Linked DNA regions of Homo sapiens: region 2 is linked to region 1. Evidence: read pairs that join two places in POLR2A ChIA-PET (ENCODE). Cell type or tissue: PC-9. All regions are shown on one strand. Each heading gives the region's core, and the rest is flanking DNA. Links, peaks and the distances in the headings are about the cores only.

Region 1 (16,042 bases), core at 4,895-12,894:
CCTACCTCAGCCTCCCGAGTAGCTGGGATTACAGGCGCCCACCACCACATCCAGCTAATTTTTGTATTTTTAGTAGAGACAGGGTTTCACCGTGTTGGCCAGGCTGTTCTCGAACTCCTGACCTCGTGATCTGCCTGCCTCGGCCTCCCAAAGTGCTAGGATTACAGGTGTGAGCCACCACGCCCGACCAAGTCTGTTTACAACTAATGCATATGTACGGCACACTCCTATGTATTAATGTTACCTGATTAATTTGGGATTTTCACACCAATAGGATATATTCATGATTAGTTTCTTTGAAGTAGTTCAAGCAGAGGGCCTTTCTGCCAGAGCTTTCCCTGTCTACCAGCGAGATGCCCCGGAAAAGCAAGAACAGTATTTTGGGGCTCGATGAAACACTGCCTGGAGTTCAGACCATAATAAAAGATCTCAGTGAAGTTTGTCCTGCCCCTCTTTGAGACGGAGTCTCGCTCTGTCGCCCAGGCTGGAGTGCAGTGGCGCGATCTCAGCTCACTGCAACCTCCGCCTCCCGCGTTCACGCCATTCTCCTGCCTCAGCCTCCGGGGTAGCTGGAATTACAGGCGCCCGCCACCACACCCGGCTAATTTTTTGAATTTTTAGTCAAGGCGGGGTTTCACCGTGTTAGCCAGGATGGTCTCAATCTCCTGACCTTGTGATCCACCCGCCTCGGCCTCCCAAAGTGCTGGGATTACAGGCGTGAGCCACCGCGCCCGGCCTTCTTTTTATTTTTTTAACCCGTTCTAAAGTCTGAGGAAAGTTGGGATTATACACTTTTTAAAAAAATTCATTCAGTTTAGCATTTAGCTCGACTGAAGCTGAAGAGCATTTGGTAGAAAAAAGAAAAAAGTAAAGGAAGCACCTTTGATGCTCCTTCCTACATATTCACATAACAAGAGCAGACCTGGGCCCCTTAATGTTCTCTGCTTGAGCCACCTTTGCTGCAGGCCAAGGACTTGCTAGGAAATCAACTTTAAACTGAGACATCTTTCCTTTTCCTTTAAAAGCTTTCACTTTGGCAGCATCATTTAAATAACTTTTCTTCCTGAAGCCAGCCATATCATTGAAGGGTTAAAGCTTGAGTTCAACTAATTGATGATCTTCAGATGTTCTTCAGAGCTGAAGGCAGGCGAACTCTCGGGATGGGAAGGGGACTAGAGTGCAAGTGTATGTTCCAGGTACCTTCACGTTTCCAGAATACAAACTTTAAGTCTAGTTGAGCAAGTTAAATGGAATAAATACAGAATGTTGGGACATTCTACAGGACAGCTAGCCTGAGCTATTTAAAAAGTTAATGTCGAGAGAGACAGGAGAGAAGTGGGGAAGGACTATTCCTTAAAAACAAAGATATATAATGAAAAAGCAATGTGTAAATCTTTATTGGCCCCTGGATTTAAAAAAAAAACATGCAAGATGTCTTGGGCAACTTTAATTTGGACTGGATATTTATAGATAGTATAGAATTATGCTTCTCCTTTTTTTGATGTTAGAATATTGTGGTTATTTTGGAAGATGTTATTCTGAGAAGATAGATGGTGAAGCATACAACTTCAAATAACACCTGCAACTGCAAATAAAAAGTGTATGTAGAGAGAGAAAAAGAAAGCAAATTTGGCAATGTGTTAACCATTACAGAATTTCAGGATAATGTCTATAGCTATTCATTTTACTATTCTTTCAATATTTCTATGTTTGAAAATTTTTCATGATGAAAAGTCTGGGAAAACAATTCTAGGTTCATTGTCTACATCTCTTTTTTTTGTGCATTATAATGGAATTCACTTCATAGTTAAAAGATTTACTTGTAATGTTTCTAGTAAAAAAAGAAAAAAGAAAAAGTATGAGGCCAGCCGCAGTGGCTCACGCCTGTAATCCCAGCACTTGGGAGGCCGAGGCTGGTGGATCACGAAGTCAGGAGTTCGAGACCAGCCTGGCCAACATGGTGAAACCCCATCACTACTAAAAGTACAAAAAATTAGCCGGGTGTGGTGGCGGGTGCCTATAATCCCAGCTACTCGGGAGGCTGAGGCAGGAGAATTGCTTGAACCCAGGAGGCAGAAGTTGCAGTGAGCTGAGATCTTGCTACTGCACTCCAGCCTGGGTGACAGAGCCAGAGCAAGACTCCGTCTCGGAAAAAAAAAAAAAAAAAAAAAAAAAAAATATATATATATATATATATATATACACACACACACACACACATATATATACACACACATATATATACACACACACACATATATACACATATATGTATATATGTGTATATATATGTATATGTATATACATATATATATGAAAAAATGATTTTTTCCCCTGATCATGGGAAAGCTGTCATACTAATAACCGAAGTATTACCCAGTGTTTTTGCTCTGGATCTTTTAGTAGTTTTATTTTATTATTTATGATATTTTATTTTTGTTTGGTTTTCTTCAGGAGTCCCAAATGTCCATTAGTTACCAATTAATATAAAATGTAAATCTTTAAATACATTAGGGTATTACATTAATAATCCTCTAAAGCATTGTTTTATGATCCATAAATCTCAGAATCACCAGAAAATCTATTATAAAATAAAGAAGAAAACTGTTTTATGTTAAGAATAAGGCAACAGCAAATAAACGTTAATTCCTTTATTCCTTTCTTTTTTTCTTTATTTCTTTCTCTTTTTTTTTTTTGAGACTGAGTTTCACTCTTGTTGCCCAGGCTGGAGTGCAATGGCGCGATCTCGGCTGCAACCTCTGCCTCCTGGGTTCCAGCGATTCTCCTGCCTCAGCCTCCCAAGTAGCTGGGATTACAGGCATGCGCCACCACACCCAGCTAATTTTCTATTTTTAGTAGAGATGGGGTTTCACCATGTTGGTCAGGCTGGTCTTGAACTCCCGACCTCAGATGATCCACCCATCTTGGCTTCCCAAAGTGCTGGGATTACAGAGGTGAGCCACCACGCCCGGCCTTTTTTTTTTTTTTGAGACGGAGTTTTGCTCTTGTTGCCCAGACTGCAGTGCAATGGCACCATCACTGCAACCTCCTCCTCCTGGGTTCAAGTGATTCTCCTGCCTCAGCCTCCTGAGTAGCTGGGATTACAGGTGCGGGCCACCACACCCCGCTAATTTTGTATTTTTAGTAGAGACGGGTTTTCTCCATGTTGATCAGGCTGGTCTTGAACTCCCAACCTCAGGTGATCTGCCCGCCTCGGCCTCCCAAAGTGCTGGGATTACAGGCATGAGCCACTGCACCCAGCCCCTATATTTCTATTATGAATAGTTGTTTTGCTAGCCTTTTCATCATTTGACCTAGCAGTGAAACTTAGAAATTGTTAGTTTGATTTTTAAATTTCCTTAATATTTTGAAATGTAATGCTGATACAGATTATTGCGTGTACCAAGCTTTAAATATTACTCATGAAAAGAAATGAAAATGGGTGGGCACGGTGGCTCACGCCTGTAATCCTAGCACTTTGGGAGGCCGAGGCAGGCGGATCACGAGGTCAGGAGATTGAGACCATCCTGGCTAACACGGTGAAACCCCGTCTCTACTAAAAATACAAAAAATTAGCCGGGTGTGGTGGTGGGCGCCTGCAGTCCCAGCTACTTGGGAGGCTGAGGCAGGAGAATGGCATGAACCCGGGAGGCGGAGCTTGCAGTGAGCAGAGATGGCGCCACTGCACTCCAGCCTGGGCAACAGAGCGAGACTCCGTCTCAAAAAAAAAAAAGAAATGAAAATAGCACTAAATCTTGGACACTGAAGTTGTGCTCATGCAGAATCATAAGGGCATGTATTCATGATGTGCTAATAAATAAGCAGTTTTCCAGAAAAGTTGTGAAAAACGACAAGGCATAATCTGAGAGATGACAGTTGGGATATCCCGTCTATCAATTCTTTTTTCCTTTAATCATAGCTATTTAGTATGTTGTGTTTTTCCTATCACTGTTATGTTTATTGAAGGGAAAACTTTCTGTGACATTAGTAAACAAGATTCTAGTTAACGAGTGAACAGATTAAATCCTCTATTTGTGATGTAAAATTTGAGTGTTTAGGGAGGCAAATATGAAAATACTGGGAAACCAGGACTTTTCACACATGGTGATAATCCATCCATCCAATACTTTGAGCCACCATCCACATAACTAATTATTATGTAAAACGAAACCATGAAAAGAATTGATGCTTCTCCATGGCAGTAGATGCCCCAGGGGAACAGAGTTCCCATTCCTGGTTTCCCCCGTTTGCAGCCTCCACACTTCAGAAGAACTAGCAAGTTGCAATTGGCACTTGAAAAAGTGTTACAAAACACTGACAAGTATTAGAGAAACGTTGATTAATGTAAACAGCCTGCCTCAAGGAATGATACCTTTCTTAAGCAGTTTTCAATTCGCATTTCTATGTGCAGGTAAATGCAGTGTTTGAAGAGATGTGATTTTTGCCTTTGCTGGAGAGAAGAGAGGATTATCATATTTACATCTTAACTTTCTGAAAATTTGAAAAAAGAATTGACAGATTAAAAGTCAATAGGCCCAAAAAAGAAGGAAATTCTGACACATGCTACAACATGGATGAACCTTGAGGACGTTATGCTAAGTTAAATAAGCCCGTCACAAAAAGAAAATGCCAAATGCTTCCACTTATATGAGGGGCCTACAGTAATACATTCTTGGAGGCAACAGTAGAATGGTGGTTGCCCAAGGCTGGGAGTAGGGTGTAACGGAGAGTTCTTGTTTAATGGGTATGGAGCTTCAGCTTTGCAGGGTGAAACAGTTCTGTGGATGGATGGCAGTGATGGTTGCACAACAAGGTAAATGCACTCAGTGGCACCGAACTGTATGCTTGAAAATGGGTAAGATGGCCGGGCACTGTGGCTCACACCTGTAATCCAGCACTTTGGGAGACTGAGGCACGATCACTTGAGACCAGGAGGTCGAGACCAGCCTGGCCAACATGGCGAAAACCCGTCGCTACAAAAAAAAAAAAAAAACACACACACACACACAAAAATTAGCCGTGCATGGTCCCAGCTACTCGGGAAGGCTGAGGTGGGAGAATCGCTCACGCCAGGGAGGCAGAGGTTGCAGTGAGCCCAGATCACACCGCTGCATTCCAGCCTGGATGACAAAATGAGATGTCTTAAAAAAAAAAAAATTAGTAAGATGGTAAATTAGGCTGGGTGCGGTGGCTCACGCCTGTAGTCCCAGCACTTTGGGAGGCCAAGGTGGGCGGATCACGAGGTCAGGAGTTGGATACCAGCCTGGCCAACATAGTGAAACCCTGTCTCTACTAAAAGTACAAAAATTAGCCTGGCATGGTGGCGCATGCCTGTAGTCTCAGATATGTGGGAGGCTGAAGCAGGAGAATTGCTTGAACCCAGGGGGCAGAGGTTGCAGTGAGCCGATATCACGCCATTGCTCTCCAGCCTGGGCAACAAAAGCAAAACTCCGTCTCAAAAAAAAAAAGGTGAGATGGTAAATTTTATGTTATCTATATTTTACCACAATCTAAAAAAAAAAAAAAAATAGGATTCCTTTTTTCATGTACCAGTTTTATTTTGGATTCTCATCCAATTCACTTTCTTTTTTATTTTATTTATTTATTTATTTATTTATTTATTTTTGAGACATAGTCTCACTCTGTCACCCAGACTGCAGTGGCACGATCTCGGCTCACTGCAACCTCTGTCTCCTGGGTTTAAGCAATTCTCCTGTCTCAGCCTCCTGAGTAGCTGGGATTACAGGCTCATGCTACCATGCCTGGCTTATTTTTTGTAGTTTTAGTAGAGAGGGGGTTTCACCATGTTGGCCAGGCTGGTCCTGACCTCATGATCCACCCGCCTTGGCCTCCCAAAGTGCTGGGATTGCAGGTGTGAGCCACTGCGCCCGGCGCCTATTCATTTTCTAAAGTTATGCATGGCATGACTTTTTTTTTTTTTTTTTTGAGACGGAGTTTTGCTCTTGTTGCCCAGGCTGGAGTGCAACGGCGTGATCTCAGCTTGCCGCAACCTCTGCCTTCCGAGTTCAAGCGATTCTCCTGCCTCAGCCTCCCGAGTAGCTGGGATTACCGGCATGCACCACCATGGCGGCTAATTTTGTGTTTTTAGTAGAGACAGGGTTTCTCCATGTTGGTCAGGCTAGTCTTGAACTCCTGACCTCAGGTGATCTGCACGCCTTGGCCTCCCAAAGTGCTGGGATTACAGGCATGAACCACCGTGCTGGGCCTGCATGACATTTTTAAAGATTTATTTTATTTTGTTTTATTTTATTTTATTTTGTTTTGTTTTGTTTTGTTTTTGTAGACATAGGGTTTCTCTAAGTTGCCCAGGCTGATCTGAAATTCCTGGCTTCAAGTGGTCCTCCTGCCTCAGCTTCCCAAAGTGCTAGGTTTACAGGCATGAGCCATCATGCCCAGCCCCTGGCCTATAATTTTTTATTGAGTACTTACTATGTGCCAGATGCTGTTCTAAGTAGTTTACATGTTAATATGATGTAATTTACTGTACCCATCATTTCTTTTTTTTTTTAATTATACTTTAAGTTTTAGGGTACATGTGCACAACGTGCAGGTTTGTTACATATGTATACATGTGCCATGTTGGTGTGCTGTACCCATTAACTCGTCATTTAACATTAGGTATATCTCCTAATGCTATCCCTCCCCCCTTCCCCCCACCCTACAACAGGCCCCAGTGTGTGATGTTCCCCTTCCTGTGTCCATGTGTTCTCATTGTTCAATTCCCACATCATTTCTATTAGGTAGGCACTGTTATCATCCCTATTTCACTGAAAAGGCATGTGGGGCCCAGTACTTTTCCTAGAGTCACAAGCAGGAGAGCTGGGTGTCCCATCCTGGTGCTCTAGAGAGTTCACTGGCAGCCAGTAGCCACAGCTGACTTCTTAGCTAGTCTTCCAGTGCCATTTCTTCCTCTGTTCTCACATTCCCCATGGATCTACTGATAGAAAAATGTGTATATGTATTTTGCCCACAAGCTTGGTAGGATTTCTCTTGGTACTTTTGAGGTGAAGTTGATACTTTAAGAATTCATATTCCTGCAAATAGTTCTATTCTAGCTGCCTCAGGTCTCTAGAACTGTATCTGCCAGTGGAAAAACATGGCCACCTTCAGTTGTGTGCTTTCTGGCAACACCCAATTCATCCCCTAAATTGCAGTTCCACAAAGAAAGGAAGGATGATTTACAACTTGGTAAATGCTATAATTAAGGGGGGAAAAGCAGAAGATTATCTGTCTGTCTATCTATCTATCTATCTATCTATCTATCTATCTATCTAAAGTTCTGTGATTAACAATGGTTTGGGATGATCTTGGTAATAGTAGACGTGTAGTCTGAGTACTGATGTCACATTTGGAAACATTTGGTCTGCTGAATGTCAATGGATGTGTTTCTAGCCTGCAATGCCCTATTGAAATCAATAGTTTTAAAGATCTTTAACCATGAACTGTAGTAAGAAGTAAATTTTAGGCTGGGCACGGTGGCTCACTCATGTAATCCCAATACTTTGGGAGGCCGAGGCGGGCGGATCACCTGAGGTCAGGAGTTCAAGACCAGCCTGGCCAACATGGTGAAACCCTGTCTCTACAAAAAATACAAAAACTAGCCAGGCATGATGGCAGGTGCCTGTAATCTCAGCTACTCCAGAAGCTGAGGAAGGAAAATTGCTTGAACTGGGGAGGCGGGGGTTGCAGTGAGCTGAGATCACACCATTGCACTCCAGCCTGGGTGACAGAGCCAGACTTAGTCTCAAAAAAAAAAAAAGAAGTATATTTTAAACATCTCAAACAAGCGTTGTGCACATATACACACACATACAGGTTGCAACACACAGCTTTAAAACATTGCTTTAAATTATGCTATAGGATTTTTCAATTTGATTATTAACCCTCTAGCTTGGAAAGTTATTGTCCTCAAAACCATGTTCTCATGAAAAATGGCAACATAGTCTGCTCAATAATGTCAGAACAGATTTTTCTTTCCTTTATCCCTTTTGCAATGAGAAGTCGTAATCCCTGCCTTTGGTGAAGTTAACCTTAAATTTCAAATCAGTAGGATTCAAAGCTCTTCAGAGAATTTCTGAATAACTCTGTAGTCGCTCCCTTCCCTGCTGGCTCTTTTCTGCCTTGAGGCCCCCACCTGAACCCCCAATCTCAGCACCCCTATCCTGTCTGCCACATCTCATGGCATCTCTCAGCTGCCTCCCTGCCCATCTACTCACCCCAAGCCTAGAGTGGTCCAAAAACAGAGAACCAAGCTTGGAGACAGAGGGTCCTGAAAGGGAATTCCTCGCCCCCCACCCCCCACCTTACTAGATTGACCTTGGGCAAACCACTGCCACTCTCCGGGCCTCAGTTTCCTCACTTATAAAATGAGGATAATAACAGTCTCTCAAGGTGGTTTCTTGGACTGAAAGAGGAGAACTGAGATAGGGTAGTAAAGTAATTAACACAGTGTTTTAACTTTGTGAACATTGTTCCCTTTCCCTTTTTTGCCTGAGGCATGTTGAAGGCCCTGTCTGAGGTCAGCAGGTGCTGGGAAAATAACACCCTGACTAGAGATGCATCCTGGACAATCACAGGGCAGCATGGACTCCAAAAGTAATGTTCTGTGAAACTCTAGTCCAATTATGGCCCAAAACTCCAGGGTCCAAGAAAGACATCATCATGGTATTTCTAGGGGGCAGGATAAATGGATCTCAGGGAAAGGCAGCAGCCAATGACCTTGAATGCCCTCCCACCCCCTACCCATTCATAGACTGTTTCATACTCATGAAAAAACAGCACTAGAGGCCGGGCGCGGTAGCTCACGCCTATAATCCCAGTACTTTGGGAGGCCGAGGTGGGTGGATCACTTGAGGTCAGGAGTTGGAGACCAGCCTGGCCAACAGGCAAAACCCTGTCTCTACTAAAAATACAAAAATTAGCTGAGTGTGGTGGCACATGCCTATAGTCCCAGCTACTTAGGAGGCTGAGGCTGGAGAATTGCTTGAACCCAGGAGGCGGAGGTTGCAGTGAGCCGAGATCGTGCCACTGTACTCCAGCCGGGGTGACAGAGCCAAGACCTTGTCTCAAAAAAAAAGGAAAAAAGAAAGAGAAAGAAAAAGCAGCACGAACATATCTTTTTGGAACTGGAAATGCAAACTTTCAAACTTTGGGTGAGAGGGCTGTGAAAACAAATAATGAACAATATACATCAGCTATTTTTGGTGGCTACTGCCCTGAGTTGCCCATTTAAATAATAGAACAAATGGTGCTAATCAGTGAGAGGTTAATGGAATCAGGTCTCACATATGCTCTCCTTGAATGTCATGCCATCCAATGAGTATTGGCCATCCAAAGAATGTCACCCAATGAATATGAAGTTGTATGTTAGAAAGACCTTGAGAAACACGTATAGAAATTAGGAAGTCAATGAGATATCTGCTGGATTCTTTTCAGGAATATGATCTGAGGCCGGGCACGTTGGCTCACGCCTGTAATCCCAGCACTTTGGGAGGCCAAGGTGGGCGGATCACGAGGTCAGGAGATGGAGACCATCTTGGTTAACACGGTGAAACCCCGTCTCTACTAAAAATACAAAAAATTAGCCGAGCGTGGTGGCAGGCGCCTGTGGTCCCAGCTACTCGGGAGGCTGAGGCAGGAGAATGGCATGAACCCGGGAGGCGGAGTTTGCAGTGAGCCGAGAGATCACACCACTGCACTCCAGCCTAGGTGATGGAACGAGACCCTGTCTCAAAAAAAAAAAAAGGAATATGATCTGGTCTAGTATTAGTTTTTAACTAGGAACTTCCATTTTTCCTCCTGGAGACTTTCCTTTCACATCAATTTTATTAGTGATGGCTGAGGTCTCTCAAATCTGTGAATAAGGTTTAGGGAGAATTGATGAGCCCTGGTTAAATAAGAATTCTAATGGCTATGGGTTGCCGCTATGTGGTAGAAGTCAAACTCAATTATCTTTTTTTTTTTTTTTTTTTGAGGCAAAGTCTCTCTCTGTCACCTAGGCTGGGGTACAGCAGTGGGATCTCAGCTCACTCAGACCTCCGCCTCCTGGTTCAAGCAATTCTCTGGCCTCAGCCTCTCAAGTAGCTGGGATTACAGGCATGCACCACCATGCCAGACTAATTTTTGTATTTTTAGTAGAGATGCGGTTTCGCTATGTTGGCCAGGCTGGTCTTGAACTCCTGGCCTCAAGTGATCCACCTGCCTCAGCCTCCCAAAGTGCTAGGATTATACGTGTGAGCCACCACGCCTGGCCTAACCCAATTATCTTTTAACTCAACAATTCTCTGTCTACCAGGAGACTCCTAGAACCTCTTCTTTGTGTCTTTTTTCATTTGAAATCTTTCCTTTGAAATCAGGCCTACTTTAGAAAGACGAAAAAAAAAATCAAAATACAAAACCTTCATTTGTGAAAAATGAAAGAAAAGGAGAAGGGATTTTTCTCTAGATTTAGCTTTTCTCAGTAAGGAAATATTAGACCATCAGGTAATCAATCTTGGCTACACAGTTCAAGCAAAAAACAAAACAAACAAAAACCATAGATTGCTTAGCACTGCTGTATCCCTAGACGAATTCTACCAGCTTTTACATTGCTATTACTCCCTTCCCCATTGCAGCCATTTAAGAAAATTTCTATTTGGGAAGATAGAACAAAGCCTATCTTTATGCTGTAAGCAGTGCCTAGCTCTCAGATTTGGAGGAGGGGAGAAGAGAAAGGAATAATGAACAAGGAGGAGGAGAAGGTGGTATTTAGTTTCTGCTTAAATTTCACTTAGTAAGAATTTCTTCAGTGTCAAATGGGGAGGCATCCTTAGGATTTGCAGTTTGTTATATGTCATCCAATGTTTTCAGATACATTCTTTGGAATATATTCCTCTTTTTTCGATAGGTATATTCACATAATAATACATTAGCAGGCATTAGGAACAGCATGGACTGGAAGGTCCACGATTGTACCAGGCTAGAGCTAGGAAACTTTTTTTATTTATTTTATTTATTACTTATTTATTATTTTTATTTTATTTATTTATTTATTTATTTTTGAGATGGAATCTCGTTCTGTCACCAGGCTGGAGTGGAGTGGCGCAATCTCGGCTCACTGCAACCTCCACCTCCCAGGTTTAAGCAATTCTCCTGCCTGAGCCTCCCGAGTAGCTGGGATTACAGGCACGTACCACCACACCTGGCTAATTTTTGTATTTTTAGTAGAGATGTCATTTCACCATGTTGGCCAGGATGGTCTTTATCTCTTGACCTTGTGATCTGCCTGCCTCGACCTCCCAAAGTGCTGGGATTACAGGCATGAACCACCATGCCCAGCCTACTTTTTAAATATATATACAGGGTCTTGCTCTGTCACCCAGACTGGAGTGCAGTGGCACAATCATAGCTCACTGCAGCCTCGACCTCCTGGGCTCAAGAGATCCTCACACCTCAGCCTCCCAAGTAGCTGGGACCACAGGTGTGTACCACCATGCCTGGCTAATTTTTTTTTTTTTTTTTTTGTCAGAGTCTCACTCTGTAGCCCAGGCTGGAGTGCAGTGGTACCATCTTGGCTCACTGCAACCTCCGCCTCCAGGGTTCAAGCAATTCCCCTGCCTCAGCCTCCTAAGTAGCTGGGACTACAGGCATGTGCCACCATGCCTGGATAATTTTTGTATTTTTAGTAGAGACAGGGTTTCACTATGTTGGCCAGGCTGGTCTTGAACTCCTGACCTCGTGATCCTCCCACTTCAGCCTCCCAAAGTGCTGGGATTACAGGCATGAGCCACCACGCCCGGCTTAATTTTTGTATTTTTTGTAGAGACGGGGTTTCATCATGTTGTCCAGGCTGGTCCCAAACTCCTGAGCTCAAGCAATCCACCCACCTTGGCCTCTCAAAATGCTGGGATTACAGGTGTAGAGCCACTGTACCAGGCCTAATTTTTCAACTTTTTGGAGAGATGAAGTCTCACTATATTGCTCATGTTGGTCTTGAACTTCTGGGCTCAAGTGATCCTCATACCTCAGCTTCTTAAAGTGGTGGGATTACAGGTATGAGCCACTGCACCCAGCCCTAGGAAGCTCTTTCATAAGGAGGGAATATTCTATTCCCCATCATCCTTTTGGATTGAAGATAGCAGCCAAGATGGTATTAGGAAAAGGTGGGAAGGTAGTGATGGTGGTGGTGGTGGCAGGTGGAAGGGATTAATGTTGAGAATTGTTATTTCCATTGCAAAAAGAGCCTGATGTGTTTTATGAATACTATCATTCTCAGTTCTTGAAAAATACTCTGATAGGACACTGCCTAGTTCTACAATCTCAACAGATAATTAGTAAGTACCCCAAGTTGGAATTAGTTTCACTGAGTTTAGCTCAGAGGTCTGTATAGAAAAAAAAAAAAACAGTTCTTTCACAGGTACAAGGAATGGTAGGGAAGCAGCCTCTTCTTAAGTTGGCTTTGGGACCCAGAAAAGTGCAAATAGTTTGCAGTTTGCTAGTGGCTAGATGGCGTCCAGCAAGCCTTTAAAATAAATAGAATAAATAGGCCATACCGTCCTGAATGCGCCCCATCTTGTCATAAAATAAATAGAATTTCTTTAGTGAAGCATTTTCTCCCCAAAAGCTATGACAATTCTTTTAGGGGCTAATGGCCTTCTCATCGAAGTCCAGCTGTACACCTCTCATGGTCCTCGTAGAATTCAAACTCCTGGGCTGTTGGTCCTTAGTAGGTGGACATTGTCTAATCCCTTACTCATCAAGATTTAGCTGCCCCATATCCACTTTCAAGGATGGGCGTGTATGCGTTAATGAAAGTTAAAGTTTTCAAGCATAATCTGTTCCAGGTAACAAGTTATCAGCCAATATGTTTATTTAGATCTACCAAAAAATACAGTTCTCTTCTAGGTATTGAGGACATAAGGAACTATTACATAAATGTTAATTCTTCTCTCAAAACATACAGGATAGCCAGGAATCCAAAACTCATACTTTAAATTATAAGTAATAGTAGAAGACTATCACAGAATATATGCTACGGATCAAATAAGGGTTAGCTTCAGAGAGCGCTGGATGAACTAGTGAGGCCATGTGACTTGAAATGGTGTCATGAGTGTCACTGAGTCTTGATGCTGTGCTCCTGGAAGAACACAACCAAATGAAGACAATTTTACTCGTGGAAAATGGCTCTCCTATCTACGCAGGCTAAAAAAAAAACCACAGATATATCTTCATGAAAAATAATCTGGCCGTTGTGCTAGGCCTAAGCAACTGTTTCTGAACTTTTCCAATAATACTCGTTTTCTACGTGTTAATTATTTCCAAATACTTATTAGCACTAAAGGTATAAAAACTTATGGCATGAAAATTTAAATTTAAAAATTTCTATTTGTTAACCTAATTTGGGCCAGGTGAGGTGGCTCACACTTGTAATCCCAACACTTTGGGAGGCCAAGGCTGGAGGATCACTTGAGGCCAGAAGTTCAAGACCAGCCTGGGCAATAATAGAGTGAGACACTCATCTCTACAAAAAGAAAAAAAAAATAGCTGAGTTTGGTGGCACACGCCTATATTTCTAGCTAGTTGGGAGGCTAACACAGGAAGATGGCTTGAGCCCGGGAGTTGAAGTTTACAGACAAAGTGAGACCCTGTCTCTAAAATTAGATTATAAATAAATAAATAGAATAAAAAGAGAAGGTCAATCAGAAGATATTAGGATCTCTATTACCCAGGAGCAGCAGAAAAGCCTGGGAAGGAAGCACTCTCTCTCTTGAGCTCACAGACAGTAGAAGCAACATAGTATTAGCACGTTTTAGATAAGTACAAGATTTGTCAAGTTGAACAATATATGCTCTGGTTCTTACCTAACATCTTTTTCTTCACTTCTAGTTCTTAAAGATGTTGAAACAGGCCCGGTATGGTAGCTCACGCCTGTAAACCCAGCACTTTGGGAGGCCGAGGTGGGTAGATCACAAGGTCAGGAGGTCAAGACCAGCCTGGCCAAGATGGTGAAACCCCGTCTCTACTAAAACAAAAATTAGCCAGGCGTGGTAGCGGGCACCTGTAATCCCAGCTACTCGGGAGGCTGAGGCAGAGAATTGCTTGAACCTGGGAGGTAGAGGTTGCAGTGAGCCGAGATTGCAACATGCACTCCAGCCTGGGCGACAGAGCCAGATTCCTTCTCAAAAAAAAAAAAAAAAAAAAAAAAGATATTGAAACAGCTTGAAGCAAGACCTGTTCTTTCTAGGGTTCTCAGTCTCTTTTGGAGTTAGTTTCGGTGGGCTTTACCAACGGAAGGGAGAGGTAAACATGGCTGGAGGGTATGCCTGGCAGTAGATTTGGGAGAGGGAATTTCTTCTCCTGCACATCTAAAATGGCTCTAGCGCCCTCTCCCCCTCCCCCTCCCCCTCCCCCTCCCCCTCCCCCTCCCCCTCCCCCTCCCCCTCCCCCTCCCCCTCCCTCTCCCTCTCCGTCTCCCTCTCGCTCTCCGTCTCCCTCTCGCTCTCCCTCTCCCCACGGTCTCCCTCTCATGCGGAGCCGAAGCTGGACTGTACTGCTGCCATCTCGGCTCACTGCATCCTCCCTGCCTGATTCTCCTGCCTCAGTCTGCCGAGTGCCTGCGATTGCAGGCACGCGCCGCCACGCCTGACTGGTTTTGGTGGAGACAGGGTTTCGCTGTGTTGGCCGGGCCGGTCTCCAGCCCCTAACCGCGAGTGATCCGCCAACCTCGGCCTCCCGAGGTGCCGGGATTGCAGACGGAGTCTCGTTCACTCAGTGCTCAATGGTGCCCAGGCTGGAGTGCAGTGGCGTGATCTCGGCTCACTACAACCTACACCTCCCAGCCGCCTGCCTTGGCCTCCCAAAGTGCCGAGATTGCAGCCTCTGCCCGGCCGCCACCCCGTCTGGGAAGTGAGGAGTGTCTCTGCCTGGCTGCCCATCGTCTGGGATGTGAGGAGCCCCTCTGCCTGGCTGCCCAGTCTGGAAAGTGAGGAGCGTCTCCGCCCGGCCGCCATCCCATCTAGGAAGTGAGGAGCACCTCTTCCCAGCCGCCATCACATCTAGGAAGTGAGGAGCGTCTCTGCCCGGCCGCCCATCGTCTGAGATGTGGGGAGCGCCTCTGCCCCGCCGCCCCATCTGGGATGTGAGGAGCGCCTCTGCCCGGCCGAGACCCCGTCTGGGAGGTGAGGAGCGTCTCTGCCCGGCCGCCCCGTCTGAGAAGTGAGGAGACCCTCTGCCTGGCAACCACCCCGTCTGAGAAGTGAGGAGCCCCTCCGCCCGGCAGCCACCCCATCTGGGAAGTGAGGAGCATCTCTGCCCAGCAGCCACCCCGTCCGGGAGGGAGGTGGGGGGGGGGGTCAGCCCCCCACCCGGCCAGCCGCCCCATCCGGGAGGGAGGTGGGGGGTCAGCCCCCCCCGCCCGGCCAGCTGTGCCATCCGGGAGGGAGGTGGGGGGGTCAGCCCCCCTCCCGGCCAGCCGCCCCGTCCGGGAGGTGAGGGGCGCCTCTGCCCGGCCGCCCCTACTGGGAAGTGAGGAGCCCCTCAGCCCGGCCAGCCACCCCGTCCGGGAGGGAGATGGGGGGGTCAGCCCCCCCACCCGGCCAGCCGCCCCGTCCGGGAGGGAGGTGGGGGGGTCAGCCCCCCGCCTGGCCAGCCGCCCCGTCCGGGAGGGAGGTGGGGGGGTCAGCCCCCCGCCCGGCCAGCCGCCCCGTCTGGGAGGTGAGGGGCGCCTCTGCCCGGCCGCCCCTACTGGGAAGTGAGGAGCCCCTCTGCCCGGCCAGCCGCCCCGTCCGGGAGGGAGGTGGGGGGGTCAGCCCCCCGCCCGGCCAGCCGCCCTGTCCGGGAGGGAGGTGGGGGGGTCAGCCCTCCGCCCGGCCAGCCGCCCCGTCTGGGAGGTGAGGGGCGCCTCTGCCCGGCCGCCCCTACTGGGAAGTGAGGAGCCCCTCTGCCCGGCCAGCCGCCCCGTCCGGGAGGGAGGTGGGGGGGGTCGGCCCCCCGCCCGACCAGCCGCCCCATCCGGGAGGGAGGTGGGGGGGTCAGCCCCCCGCCC
Region 2 (16,042 bases), core at 3,289-11,288, 630 kb after region 1:
ATCCAGTAATGAGATTGCTGGATCAAATGGTATTTCTAGTTCTAGATCCTTGAGGAATTGCCACACTGTCTTCCACAATGGTTGAACTAATTTACATTCCCACCAAAAGCCAAAATTGACAAATGGAATCTAACTAAACTAAAGAGCTTCTGCACAACAAAAGATACTATCATCAAAGTGAACAGGCAACCTACAGAATGGGAGAAAATTTTTGCAATCTATCCATCTGACAAAGGGCTAATATCCATAATCTATAAGGAACTTAAATTTACAAGAAAAAACAACCCCATCAAAAAGTGGGCAAAGGATATGAGCAGCCATTTTTCAAAAGAAGACATTTATGTGGCCAACAAACATATGAAAAAAATCTCATCATCAGTGGTCATTAGAGAAATACAAATCAAAACCACAATGAGATACCATCTCACCAGTTAGAATGGCAATCATTAATAAGTCAGGAAACAACAGATGCTGGAGATGATGTGGAAAAATAGATCTTTCTATGTTTTTGATGTGAGCATTTAGTGCTATAAATTTTCCTCTTAACAGTGTTTTAGCTGCATCTCAGAGATTCTGATACATTGTATCTTTGTTCTCAAGAATTTCAAAGAACTTGATTTTTGTCTTAATTTCAGTATTTACCCAGGAGTCTTTCAGGAGCAGGTTGTTCAATTTCCATGTAGTTGTATGGTTTTGAGTGAATTTATCAATCTTGAGTTCTAATTTGATCACACAGTGGTCTGAGAAACTATTTGTTGTGATTTCAGTTATTTGCATGGGCTGAGGAGAGTTTTACCTCCTATGATGTGATCAGTTTTAGAGTAAGTGCCATGTGGTGATGAGAAGAATGTATATTCTGTTGTTTTTTGGTGGAGAGTTCTGTAGATATCTATCAGATCAACTTGATCCAGAGCTGAATTCAGGTCCTGAATATCGTTATTACTTTTCTGTCTTGATGATCCAATATTGTCAGCGGGTGTTAAAGTTTGCCATTATTATTGTGTGGGTGTCTAAGCCTCATTGAAGGTCTAAGAACTTGTCTTATGAATCTGGGTACTCCTAAATTGGGTGTATATACATTAAGTATAGTTAGATCTTCTTTTTGAATTGACCCCTTTACCATTTTGTAATGCTTTTCTTTGTCTTTTTGATCTTTGTTGCTTTAAGATCTGTTTTGTTAGAAACTAGGATTACAACCCCTGCTTTTTTCTGTTTTCCATTTCCTTGGTAAAATTTCCTCCATCCCTTTATTTTGAGCTTATGTGAGATGGGTCTCTTGAACACAGCATACCAATGGGTCTTGGTTCTTTATCAAGCTTGCCATTCTGTATTTTTTAATTGGGGCATTTAGCCCATTTACATTTAAGGTTAGTATTATTCTTTGTGAACTTGATCCTGTTATCATGATGCTAGCTGGTTATTTTGCAGACTTGTTGATGTTGTTGCTTCATCGTTTCACTCGTCTGTGTACTTCAGTGTGCTTTTGTAGTGGCTGGTAACAATTTTTACTTTCCATATTAAATGCTTCCTTCAGGAGCTCTTGTTAGGCAGGTCTGGTAGTAACAAATTTCCTCAGCATTTGCTTGTCTGAAAAGGATCCTACTTCTCCTTCACTTATGAAACTTGGTTTTGCCAGATTTGAAATTCTGGGTTGGAATGTTTTTTCTTTAAAAATGTTGAGGCTGGGTGTGGTGGTTCATGCCTGTAATCCCAGCACTTTGGGAGGCCAAGGCCGAGGATCACCTGAGGTCAGGAGCTCAAGATCCGCCTGGCCAACGTGATGAAACCCCATCTCTACTAAAAATACAAAAAATAGCCAGACGTAGTTGTGGGTGCCTGTAATCCCAGCTACTCAAAAGGCTGAGGCAGGAGAATTGCTTGAACCCGGGAGGCAGAGGTTGCAGTGAGCTGAGATCACACCATTGCACTCCAGCCTGGGCAACAAGAGCTAAACTCCATCTCAAAAAAAAAAAAAAAATATATATATATTGGCCCTAATCTCTTCTGGCTTATAGGCTTTCTGCTGAGAAGGCTGCTGTTATTCTGATGGGCATTACTTTGTAGGTGACATGGCCTTTCTCCTTGGTTGCTCTTAACACTTTTTCTTTCATTTCTACCTTGTAGAATCTGATGATTATGTGTCTTGGGGATATTCTTCTTGTGCAGTATCTTACTGGGGTTCTCTGCAGTTCCTGAATTTGAATGTCGGCCTGTCTAGCTTGTTTGGAGCTCTTCTGGATAATATCCTGAAATATGTTTTCCAAATTGATTCCATTCTCCCTGTCTCTTGTAGGTACTCCATCAGTTGTAGATTTGGTCTATTTATATAATCCCATATTTCTTGGAGTTTTTATTCATTCCTTTTTACTCTTTTTTCTCTATTCTTTTCTGCTTGTCTTATTTCAGAAAGACAGTCTTCAAGCTCTGGGATTCTTTCCTCTATTTGTTCTTTTCTGCTATTAATACTTATAATTGTATTGTGAAGTTCTTGTAGTGTTTTTCAACTCTGTCAGGTCAGTTATGTTCCTGTCTATACTGGCTATTTTGGCTGTCAGCTCGTGCATTGTTTTATCATGATTTTGAACTTTCTTGAATTGAGTTAAAACATGCTTCTTTATCTCAGTGAAGTTTGTTTTTATCCACCTTCTGAAGCCTGCTTCTGCCATTTCAGCCATCTCAGCCTCAGCCCAGTTCTGAACCCTTGCTGGAGAGGTCTTCTGGTCATTTGAATTGTAGCATTTCCCTTACCTGCTTTTTTTTCTCTGTAGCACTTATCTCCATCTAAACGAATATATTTTCTTTCTTTAGTATATTTTATTTTCTTTGTTACCCTTACTAGACTATAAGACACTCCAAACTATATGATGAGGTGAAGAACTTTTTCTGTTTTGATCTCTGATACTGTATTCACAAAGGACTAGAACAGGATTAGCCTGTCGTAGGCAGTCACTAGGCACTGGCCATGGTAACCTCAGGTTAGAGAGTTGGCTGAGGAGGGTATATGACTGGATACCACAGTCTTACCACAGCATGTGGAGGCTGAGTGGAATGCATATCTGGGAGATTGGTTGGGATGGGGAGTGAACTCCCCTTCAGTGGGGCCTGCTAGCGCTATCTCCATCTCAGTGAGTCCATAAACTAATATGAGCAACAGTCATTACAGCCAAGGACAGGAATATAATCTTGCCTAGCCAAGTTGGAACTTTAATTTTTCTTTCTCTCACTTTTGTCCAACTCCTGAGCAATCAACACAAAGAAGGGAAAGGTGCAGGATGTAGGGTGGGTGGGTAGGGAAGATGAAGAGCTCACCACCCTCCACTCAACTCCAGACTGCCAGAGTCAGTCTGTCCTACCCTGGAGTCAGGAGAAAAATGCTGAATCAGATATGGGATTGATGTTTAGTTCTTGATAGGACTATGTCTTCTAATACTGAAGTAAGATTGTTCTAATAAACAATATTCACTGGACAATTATGGAATCTGCCACAGTTTCATTAAGGGAGTCACAACCCAGAAGGACAGGTCGATTCTACACAGTAGATTTGGAGAAATATATTAGGAAAAAAACTCCTATAAAACCGTTAATTGTTTATAATCCAGAAAATTAATACTACTCAATAGATTGGTTTGCTTTTTTTTTTTTTTTTTTTTTTTGGGTGACAGAGTTTTGCTCTTGTTGCCCAGCTGGAGTGCAGTGGCGCAATCTTGGCTCACTGCAGTCTCCGCCTCCTGGGTTCAAATGGTTCTCCTGCCTCAGTCTCCCGAGTAGCTGGGATTACAGGTACCTGCCACCATGCCTAGCTAATTTTTGTATTTTTAGTAGAGATAGGGTTTCACCATGTTGGCCAGGCTGGTCTTAAACTCCTGACCTCATGATCCACCCATTTTGGCCTCCCAAAGTGCTGCGATTACAGGTGTGAACCACCACACCTGGCCAGATTGGTTTGCTTTTACATTGGATATTATTATCCCATTTTAGAGAGGGTAGAAATTAAGGCTCAGAAACAAATAATAACAAATTTAAGGCCATACCACTAGAAAGCATTAGCCAGGATTAAATATCAGGCCTACTGACTACAATGTCTACACTTTATTGTTGAGGATATTTTCTCACCTGTAATGAAAAGGAAGGAAAAAGCAAAGGACACACACACCACACAAACACACACACCTCATCTTTTTCTGCCCAAATTAGTTTACATTGTTTCTATAAAGGTGCTGAATCCAGGTTTTCTTTCTCTCCACAGGAGTCTTCTTAAACAGTTTGATATTTCCAAATTCATGAAACTGGAATATTAACCCAGCAGCATCAAGAAATATTAATACACTAGCATGGTTTGGTTGTACTCACTCCTTCACGTAGTTTATGCCTCTGTATTTTTCAGTAACATGCAATTAATAACTAGCATTCAGTTAAAAGCTAGAATTACTTCATTAGCTTAGGCAAATTATCTTTTTATGCTGGTGATAAATAAGCAGCTATTAGCAATGATTCACATTAGTTCCATGGTTTAAAACAGCTAATTTCCTCCTGGAGGCTTTGCAGCACACGTGCTAATACTTTTCCTCAATGTACTCTTATTATGGTACTCATGCTAACAAGGTCCCCCTCGTCTCTTGAACAAAACTATACATTTGTGTTCACTGTAAGGCTAGGCTTGGTGGAACCCACTCTGTTAGAGGCAAGTATTTTTGTTTAGATCTCTAGATAGGTTTAAAGGTATAGAGTGAGATATGTAAGACAGACTAGTTGGTTCAAATGTTGGACGATTTTCTTAACATCACAAATTGTGCTGCAGGAGAAGGCAGTCATGCTGGGGAGAAGGGGGCTGACGGCCCACAGTCTTGTTCACGCTCCCTGTCACCTCTTCTGTTGTCCTTTGCCTTATCTTTCTACTTTGTTTCAGCAAGTCCTCAGGTAGCCTCAAAATGGCCTCAGTCAGCTTCTTTTCAAGGTTTCATGTATATATATCTGTAGAGTATAATACTCTTGCCTCTGGTGTTTAACCAGTAAAATGACTGGTCCTGAGAGTTTTGCCTCATTGACTATCAGAACTTAAGTAGACATTCAACTAGTTACCAAACTCAACATATACCTGATTTATTTATAGAACATTGAAAACAGACCTTACACAACATCCAAGTGCTACAAATGTATTAGGAGAAAATCAGCAGATAAAAGTATATTGAAAGAATAGATTATTCTGATTGGTGTCTTTGTTTATACTCATGATATTCTTTCTTGATAACTGGAATATATTTGATATTAGTTGAACAATGGTCTTATAGTCTAACAAACAAGGATTCTTATAACTTTCTCAACAGAGATAATACCACATTTTAAATTTAATTTTCCTTTTGTATAAAAACAACTTTTATTAAGCAACTAAGTCTAATTCTAGCTTAAAATATATTTATAAAGGATTTTAGAGGAAACTGTTAAAGAAACAAATGCCTAGATATAACTTGGTACTATTTTCAGTAAATTATTATTGTTAAATATAACCTGGGTTTCCTTCTGGTAGTGGTAGTGTTTCCTTTCATTCATTTTGAATCTCTTAATTAAGTCAAAGTCTTTTCTGTTTGTATTATGCTTCAGAGTCTTGGGCAGGCCAACAGAATTTATAAAAAAAATGGGATAAATGCTCTTCCAAGGTCTTATCGTAGTCCAAAGGAAGGAGTGACCTGTGATTCCATTGGAACTTTGAGGATAAATCAGAAAGGGAATCAGAGAGAACAGCATGCTTGGCAAAAGAAGGAGCGTGGGGAATGAAGCTGTAGAAGTAAAAATAACCTGGGAATTCCATAATCTAGGATGGAGATTAAGGAGAAATTGCTGGAGATACAGATGGAAGGGTACTTTGGGAAAAATCTTCAGTGTCATGGAAAGACATTCTAAAGCATTTGTACTTGATTGGCAATCATTGATAGGTGTCTTTATTATTATTAAAGTGATTTAGAGAAGATAGTGATACAATCAGGAAGTTTTCCATGATCTGTTGGAAACATGACTGACAGAAATGTAGATATTGGAAAGACAACTGAGCAGGCTATTGTAATAATCAAAACTACAGTGTTTGGAAGCAGGCAGTGGCCGTGCAAATGGAAAGAATAAGATGTATTCAAGTATTTGAGTCAACAGGACTTGGTGACCTTTTTGAAAGGATGATGTACAAGGAAAAGGAGAAACTAAAGAAGGCTCCTTAGTTTAAAAGGCTCCTTAGATAAAAGGCAGTGTCCTTTCCTGAAGGAGCACATCTTCATGTCTGAACTCATATATTATATTAGTAACATAATATTCCTTTCTCTAAAACAGAAAAACAATAGTTGTTTATTGTCTATAAATACCTTGGAATGATCCTTGCTGACCTTAATAGTGCCATAATAGTGCTATCCCCAAACTCATTGGCATATAAAATTAGCATCTTGTTTGCACATCTGTATATAATTAGAGCTCACGTGATATAGGAGGATTCAGTTGGGCTTTGTGCCATAGTGTCTCTCATCCTTCTTGGACTAGCAGCTACTGGAGACATTTTCTTCTTATGGCAAAAGGCCTGGGCACAGGAGAACCAGCTCAACTGTGCATGAAAATTTTAAACATTTTTTCATTGCATGGCCTCCAACACTCCATTGGCCAAAGCAAGTCACATGGCCAATCCCCCGTCAAGGGGAGAGAGGTATTTTCTACCCACTGTGAATCAATGACACAGGTATGTGTCAGAAGAATAAAACATTGAGACCAAAGTCAATCCACAGTACTCTATATGGCTGTTTTTGTTACTCTGAGAACTGAGATTCCCTTTTCTTACTGAATAAACATGTCTCAAGTTTTTATGGTTAATCTTAGGATGATGCAGGGCCATCCCAATTGACCCTAATCCAACCAATGGTACTGCTGGATTTTGGTGACTATGTAACTGCCTGTAAATAGGTGTCTAGGTTGGACTGTCATGCTCCCTTTAGGTTATACCACTCATCAGCAATACAGCTCTGCTGCTGTAGCAAATCTTAATATTTTCCCTAGAGATAGGCCAATTCCAAGGTATTGACCAGCTCTGATCCTGTTTAACTTACGAGAACAATCAAGCTCCCTACTTGAGGTGATACCATATTTACAGTTCTTGGGAAAGAATGACTAAATAAATGTCACGGAGAGGAAGCCATAAGAGGCAGTGTCTGCCTCTGCCTGGAAATGCTGTGTGTGTCTTTGATTCTGTCTCCATTGTCACCTGGAATGCTTTACCTCGGTTGTTTAAGGGTTTTCCACTGCAGTTTCTTTTTGCTATCTCTTGCATTCCTTCCCATAAAGTAGGCAGTTTACAGTAATAGCATTGGAATGAAGCTCTACTTCAGGCAGGAAAGGTTAAACATTTTAAAAATGCAAACCAGATAAAATTTTAAAAACCTCAAAATAGTCTTGGAGCCACAATGCCTCTGTGCCATCCCCAGCCATTCTCTTTAACAAAAGACATCCCTCTCTTATGCAAGCTTCTCATTTGTCAGAGGAGAGATTTCCCTGTCTCCTCGGCGCACACTCTGTATAATTTAAGATGACTCACTGTACAGGAAAGTTCACCTTCCATTAGCATGTTTTCTTTAGTAAGCACTCTCTTGCAAGTGCTGTAGTGTAAACATGAGTGCCTACGAATATGAACATTTATTAAATAGCACTGATGAATATTTCAATACCTCGGGGAGAGCAATTCACAGCTCAATCATTCAAGCTGTTTTAAGTGCAGCACAGGACAATTCCACTACATCTTCCATTAATATTTAATTGCCCATTTTATTCTGTTTACCTTTTTGGTTAATATATAATTTAAAGCTCTTCTACTAAAAAGGGGGAAAAGAGAACAGCTGTTCATCTGCTTTTAACAAATCTCTGGTGAGAGCTTTTACCTCATTTAAAATTCATTGCAAAGAGTTTTTATTTAATATCAGTAACACAAAACCTTAGGTATTAAAAGTAAAACTTGGAAGTGACTGTCATGCAAAAAGCTTAGCTGTGACTTGGGTTTGATTACACATCCATTCCTGAGTGGCAGGCATTGACAGGAAATGTCTGAATCGCCAGCAATGGCGCCATGTGTCACGTCCTCATGAAATAGAATCACCGTAACTCGACCTGACACATTCTGACAACATGTTGGAAAGTTGTTATGCACCCTGCAGAAAGTCAGTACTGTCATCCTGGCAATGCAGATTTTACTGACGAGATAAAACACATATCTGCTTGCTAAAGGACAAGGGAGTCAAATAGGTGCATGGCCTTGAGGATCTGGGGAATCCCTGAGGCACTAAAGATTCACTTCTCCTTGGCCCTCCTTTGGTGATTGCCACCAGTTTCTCTTTACTGGTTCAGATTCCCAAGGCCTATCTCTTGTCATGTGATAGCTTTCCTTTCCTTTCCTCCTAGTGGGCTGCAGTTTGTGTGTCACAAGTCTGTTTCTAAACTGCTCCCAGTGGCAGGGACCTTGACATTAATGACAGATCTCTACATTTTTGGGGTCTCCCAGGCCCCCCAGGTCAGTAAGTAAAACCCACCCCAGATCCACCCCAGAGAGAGTCACCATATCCTTTCTTTCTCAGTCACCTGGAATTAGCTGCTTTCTAGAACAATGAGCTACATAATCTGTTTTTTTCCTGTTCAACTTATTCGTTGCAGTGGATTCATTCCTCCTGTTTAAATATTCCCAGCATGGCCAAGTCAGCAGCAGCATGAACCTCAAAAATACCATCACCACTGTCATTTCACTTGAGCTCAGGAGTTTCTTCTCCAGGGTGGGCTTTCCTTATTTGCTTTTGCATCACTTCATTATTGCTTTCCCCAGTCTCTGCTGAGTTTGGTTCACTTTCTTCATCAGACTCTCCTTCAATAGACACTCTCACATAATGCTTCCTTTCACTCATTCATTTATTCAGCATCTGATCCAGTGTTCTGAAAATATAGGCATTCAGTAGGGAGGAAAGGAGAGAGGAAGAGAGAAAGAGAAGAGCCACCTGCCTTTATAGAGCTTACATTATTCGTGGAGGAGTCACTTGATTTTGAGCTGTATTGATGACTAACATAGGCATCATGGCACTCTACCTCTGTCCTCCCCTGGATACTGGGATGTTCCTTTAGCTGCGTCCAGAGTGCCTCAAGATTCATCTAGAAAAGGAAAGAGATCAAATACTATTATAATTAGATTGTGAAGACATCCCCAATGGTTCACTTCTCCCTGTATCAACACCCTCTGAGGCTCATCCAATGAGGTGAAGTCTGTTTTTTTACCTCTTGAATCTAGGTTATCCTTGTTACTTGCTTTGGCCAATAGAATATGGATAGAGAAATGATGTGTGAATTCTGAGCCTAGGCCTCAAGAGGCCTGTTTGCTTCTATTCCCTTTTGGACCCTGGCTCTGCCTGGGCTAGCCTCAGGAAGATCAGACACTCCTAAAGGAGCACATCTTCATGTCTTAACTCACATATTGTATTAGTAACATAATATTCCTCTCTCTAAAACAGAAAAACAACAATAGTTGTTTATTGTCTATAAATACCTTGGAATGAACAGAGACATCTCTGCTGAGGCCATTCTATGATAGCCAGCCAGCCTCTATACATGAGAGTGGGCCTGAACAAGATCAGCAAAGTGCTTACACAACACAAGTTGACCACAGATGTATGAGTGATCCTAACTAAGACCAGAAGAACTTTCCTAACAAGAAGGGCAGAAGGCCAGTTCTCCCATATACTTGTGAGCAATAAAAATGCATAATGTTTTAGGCCACTAAATATGGGGGTGGTTTGGAATGCTGTAATAGCTAACTGACAAAGGTATTCTCTAAACTTTTCTTATAGTCCACTTAGGTGAGACATACTCCTATACTCTCTGCCTCCCTTATCCTGTGGCAAACCCCACTCAACCAGATCTTAGGATTTGACAATTTGAATTTATTTTTAAAATTGTTTCAAGTTTCAGGGCCAGGCAACTGGATCAAATCCCTTAAAAATTGAGCTCAGACCACGGTGAGCTAGAAATAAAATGAGAACCAAAGGCTGAAGGAAGAGGAAAGACGTGGTTTAAATTTATTGGAAGAGAGAATTGTATAACAGTTTGGATTGATTTGTATCTCATCAGAAAGGGCTCACATATCTCTGGGTATAGCCATTTACCAACTTGAATGGAAAAACTGATGCCATGATGTAACTGTATGCAGTTCAAATTGTGGTTACAACTCACATTTCCATCCCTCTTCCCCCATTATCCTCTGTATTAATTCAATCACAGGAGTTAGGTGAGTTGGTGGGGAGACCTATGAAGTCATCTTGTTTTTTTCCCAAGAGCCATATCTGAGTTTCTACCCATAGTGTATTTTCAAATGCTTTCTCTAATATGCTTGAAAATGGCTTGAGCAATGATCTACCCTAAAAGCTTTAACTGGAAATAAATTCTATAAGCACTTTACCAGAAGAGAAATTAATGCAGAGAAAAATAATTGGAGTTATATCTGACCAAAACCCATGTAAGCAAGGAAATTTAGAGTAATGTTCAGATTTTCTTCCTCTCTTCTCCTTTCTTTGCTCTGTGTTTTGCTACAGAGGTATCAGATACCTTTCAGTGGGGCCTAAGAGAACATAAGGGTTAGAATTAGGTCTAATCATGATTCAGGGACTACTCAATTACATGACTGGTCTGAATTTCCTAGATATAGGCAAATCCTCAAAGGTTTACCAAACTCAACAAATTCAGATGATTTGTAAGGAGAATAATTTGATCTGTAGAGAATCACAATATTTTATTGCATTACAACTGAGCCTATGCAAGCATCTTATAGTTTGTAAATTATGGCCTTAGGAGTCTCAAATCCTGGGTTTGGCCCTAGTGTCATTGCTTTGACTTTATATAGAATATCCTTATTCCTAAAATATCAAAGTGGAATAAGGGGATCCAGACTGGAGTAATTTCTGAGCTGGGTGGATTTTCATGGGTTTCTACAATAGCTGGTGAGGAATCTAGAGTTGAGAAAACATGAGTATGAATCTCACATAAGGGTTAGCATAATCTTGGTCAAGGTTACCTAAATATTTGAAATCTCAATTTTCTTATTTTTAAGATGGAGAAAATAAGATATTTCTCCTATAATTATTAGGATCAAATAAAATAATATATGTTAGAGGAAATAGACCAGTACTTCCCCAAGTGTGTTCTATCCTGTGTTAAAAGGGGTTATGTATGAAAAGTACTCTGGGAAACTGTGTCAAGTGAAATTAAACAGTTTTCTCTGCTGTAGGACTTCATAGAGTTTTTAGTAGACTAGAAGTCAGAGTGAATCTCATTTTTTAGATCCATTTGACTACGGCACTACAATATCAGTAGGAAAGGTATTATGCAGAACATAGTAAGTGTCCAGAAATGTTAATTTCCTTGCCTGTTCCTTCATCATGGACTGGTCCTAGTGGCTTGGTAAGCTTTTAAAGGTGGATCTGTTTTCTGATTCTCTCGACCCCATTCTCCAATGTTTCCATAGTGAGGAGATTACTGACTTAAGCGTGGTTATCCTTTCAAACCTGTAAGACTAAGTTTTGCCACTCTGGGCATAGGATGTTGTTCCCAGTCCTCAAGTCCTCTGTTACAGTCTAAAAAAAAGTGGGGGCTTCTGTCCACCTGACATCCTTTGCCCCATCTCTCTAGATTTGCTGTTGTAACCATTGCATAGATCTGAAATAATTGCTTTTATGCAGAGTGGATAGTGTTGACTACATCAATACTTACTATTTTAACTATATGAAAGTGAGATAGAATAGCCTCTTACATATTTATTGATATGTTTATCTGTTTGCTGATTTCTAGCTATAAATTTTAAAAATAACATTTATTAGGTTGGTGGTAACGGAATGATTAAAATGCATAAGTAAAAAAGGCTCATCATACCATCCCACATCATGCTTGTTAGCATTAAAACAAATTCCCTTGATTAGAAAATTCAAATAATAGTCAAAAATAAGAAATTAAAAGTAAAAGCCCCTATAACTAGAGATTTAGAGCAGCTTTATTCATAATTGCCCAAACTTGGGGGCAACCAAGATGTTCTTCAGCAGGTAAATGGATAATCTGTGGTACATCCATACAATGGAGTACTATTCAGTACTAGAAGAAATAAATGATCAGACCGTGAAAAGACATAGAAGAACCTTAAATGCATACTACTGAGTGAAAAAAGTCGATCTGAAAAGGCTATGTACTATATGATTCAAACCGTATGGCATTCTGGAAAAGGCAAACAGTAAAGAGGTCAGTGTTTGCCTGGGGCTAGGGGGAGAGAGGGACAAATAAGCAGAGCACAGAAGATTTTAGGGCAGTGAAACTCTTCTGTATAATACTATAATGGTGGAGCCATGTCGTTATACATTTGTCCAGACTCACAGGATGCACAACACCAACGGTGAACCCAAATGTGAACTATGGACTTGGGGCGATAATGATGCATCAGTGTAGGTTCATCCATTGTGGAGAATGCAGCAATCTGGTAGGGGATGTTGACAGTCGGGGAGGCTATGCATGTGCAGGGGCATTGTGTATCTGGGAACCCTCTATACTTTCTGCTCAATTTTACTGTGAACCTAAAAATAAAGTGTATTTAAAAAAAAAAGTAAAAGTCTCTCTTTCTCACATTGGGCTCTCTTTCTAAAGGCAATCAAGTCTTACATATCTTTGTCAGACAGAATTGCTATACATAAATTGGCAGTACACATACATATATGTACATATGTATGTGCTTCTGTATATAAAATACATATTTTATTTATACAAGGGAATCTTATGTCTCTGTCTATCTTTTCCATTCTAATGGGTAAAAATAGCATCTCATATTTGTCTGAATTTACATTTTGAGCTTTGAATAAGGTTTAGTCACTTTTCATATGATTAATGCTCTCTTGTATTTGTCTTCTGTGTGCCTATCCTTTGCTCATTTTTTGATTGAGTTATTCTATTTTTAAAAATTATATGTTTATATTACCTCTTTTTAAATTAAGAAAATTATCCTGATATTTAATATATGTAAATTGAAAAATATTTTATATATATTGTAAAAATGTTTCCTATTTTGCCATTATTTTATTTTTCCATATAGAAATTAAAAATTTTTATACTGCTAAATTTATTATTCATTATTTTTTATATGTTCTTCATCATGTGCCTTGACCAGAAGACCTTTTATGTTCTAAGATTGTAATAATTTTATTTGAACTTTTATTGAGAACTTTTGAAGATTCATTCTTTTTACATTTAAATCTTTGTTATAGCCAGAATTTGTTTTGGCATAAAGAATAATAGAAGGATTCAACCTTCATATTTCCAAACAGCTATTCAATTGTTTTGACTTCATATATAGGCAATCCTGCTTTTCTCCATGGATGAAAAATGCTACATTTAAATTAGTATCCTGTATGTATTTTGTTCTACGTCTGAATTCTCTGTTAAATTACTTTGTATACTCCTATTCATAGCAGTTATCATTTTCTGAGATAGGTTTTCCCAAGAAAGGAATAAAATAAACGTTTTTTAAGTAGAAAAAGCTGGGTTTTTATAAGACTGAAGATTTATTATAAAATGAAACTTTTAAGCCTAACAATTTACCATTCAAATGTTTAGACAAACTTACTGAATTAGAAAATTTTATGTGTGTGTCTATATCTGTGGGTGTATGAGAGAGAAAGCCAGACAGACAAACAGAGAGACAAATGCAGAGAGAGAGAGGATTTTATCATTTTATTGATGTAAGACTTTAACACTAGCAGTAAAAGAAAAAAATACTAAAACTGGTTATTTTATACACCCCAAGTTCCAGTTCTCAACAGGGTAATTTTATTGTCAGGTTGCTATAATTCTAAAACTTAAAAAGTGATAATAAGCTCTGTAAAAATAAACATTTTTATTCACCAACTGGAAAGAGCAAAGTCAATGCAATTTACACAATTATCCTCCTAAAATTTCTGTGTAGTGAGCCAGTCTTACTATTCACATTTAAAGATGGGTGGGAAAGGTAAAAAGAGGTAAATCTTCTGATTAAAACTAGAAATGAATCAGGGCAAGGACTAGAACCAAACCCCCAAAGAGACAAGTGCTCTCTATATAATAGATACACTCATTGGAAAGAGCAAGGCTGGATATTTGCTTGGCTTTACTTTGTTGTTATTGTTAAAGGATACTAAAGTTAAAGGTCATAGCTAATGGTGAAACCTCACAGAGCATGTGAAACCTTCAACAAAGCTTTCCAAAATGACTCGACTTTACTTCCAGCATCCAAATGTGGGTATAATGATCCCTCAGAGATTATTAAATCAGAGAAATTTTAAATAAATCAAACCGAAGCTTCAGAACTATGGGGTAGGGCCAGGAGTATCCTCTTTATCTTTGGGCAGTTGCAATTATGCCTGTATGTTTTCACAATTTTCAGAGAGGAACTTGGGAGTAGATTCTAATCTAACAGTTCATTTCCTGTATCAAAAGGCATGGTACATATGCTATTTCCTTTCTGATTACATCCTTCCTAAATGTTGTTCTTTCACCAAAATTAAACTGTTTTGTTACCTTTCTTAAAGCAGGGATGATTCCATTCAGTTATGATAGTCACTGTCTAAGCCCCTTGCTTTTTATGAAAATAACACAAATTCAAAAACGAATCTCTTAAAAACCTGTCTGTTTCTTTCCCATTTCTTTCTGATGCTTCTTGTCTGGATTTATCAGATGAAAGATACTCTATCTTTATCAGCAGTAGCACTATTATCTGTTCACTTCCGAATTCTCATGCTTTCAGTAGAAGGAATCTGATCCCTAAATCAGACAAATCTCTAGTCTTTTATATTTGTAAAGACAGCTGCAAGTAATTTTTTAGTGTCTCTACGATTTCCTTTTCCATTGTCTCTAATTCCCCCTGTTGTTATTGTAAGTGCACACAATTTATCCTTGATGTTTGTCCTCTTAAATACACATAGCACTTGCAAAAACAGTTTTTAAAAATTGGTTATAATGTTCTGTTATTTCTAGTGCTTGCTATTTAAATTTTATCCTTTAATTTTTGATTACCTGTTTGCAATTTTGACCTTTATAAGCCAGACTTTTTCATTTTAACTTAATGACTATTTTTTTAACCTTTCACAATATGGGTAATTCAATACCCAGAAGAAAGGAACAAAACATCTTCACCAGCTAAATCCGCTTATGACCCTAGAAAACTTCCTTCTAAGTGACCACCATAAGCACAGGAGTTCTGAGGCTCCAGGGAAACTCCTTTTCCTTCTCATTCATCTCTCCCAGCCTGAGCATGCTGGTTGTCGACCAAGCTTCAGCGAGACCAGCATTGCCACCTACTTGGGTCCTCTATCTGGAGTCACACTCTGGCTCACCTAGTTCTGGGCACACTTAACTCTACTAATAAGCAATTTGTAAACTTCATACCTCTTTCAAAACACTAGAGGTATCTTACCAGGTTGAACAGTTCAGTTTTGTTTCAAGCTGTGCCAGAGAAGCACTGTGCACATTTTCAGGGTCTCAGATTGTCAACAGTCTTGGCACTGCTTTCTGTCACCTCCATGGTGGATGAGGAAGTACAAATGTTGTAGAAGAAACTATCTAGAGACTGCCCAATAACCCAGACTTAATGTTTTAGCAGTGTGGTTCTGCTCATAGTCTCCCACTATACCATGCTGTGACTCCATCACAGCCTTCGCCTAGGACACCCTCCTGCTGGTCCTCCTCTTAACATCCTGTTAACATCTCAGATAACTTCTACTTGTTCCTTAAGAAAATTTTCATTTTTGTATGCATGCACTTAGTTCAGAGGGCCAGCTATTTCCACAAGGCAGGTTAAGGCTAATCAGTGCCTAGTTTCCTTTCTTCAATTCCCCCACCTAGAGTCTATCACTTTTTACTTGTTTACCTTATTCTTTGGGTATTTACATTTTAGGTATTATTTGTTGACTTCCCAGTATGGAAGATGAGCATTTGGTTCTCCCCTACTGATCACTCTCTAATATGTCTATTCCAATATCTT

Evidence for each region. ChIA-PET counts read pairs that join two places held together with the same protein. Peaks named below come from ENCODE experiments on the same cell type or tissue, not always from the same donor. Only the 100,000 strongest peaks of a DNase experiment are listed, where the experiment ranks them.
Region 2: POLR2A ChIA-PET joins it to region 1 with 14 read pairs; 2 of 35 experiments call an interaction of 5 or more read pairs at or near these places.

What each region holds. Positions count from the first base shown.
Region 1 is chr9:81,695,070-81,711,111 of GRCh38, forward strand. The region is part of intron 1 of TLE1-DT (TLE1 divergent transcript); the gene reads left to right. Among named protein-coding and RNA genes, the nearest start is that of TLE1-DT, 13 kb to the left of the region's middle. In PC-9, for the core only: no CTCF peak of the experiment used is centred there; no DNase peak of the experiment used is centred there; H3K27ac peaks cover 294 bases.
Region 2 is chr9:82,324,799-82,340,840 of GRCh38, forward strand. The region is part of intron 4 of LOC105376107 (a long non-coding RNA gene); the gene reads left to right. Among named protein-coding and RNA genes, the nearest start is that of SPATA31D1, 340 kb to the left of the region's middle. RefSeq lists an enhancer at 7,180-8,323. In PC-9, for the core only: no CTCF peak of the experiment used is centred there; a DNase peak (open chromatin) is centred at 7,413; H3K4me3 peaks cover 1,084 bases; H3K27ac peaks cover 1,372 bases.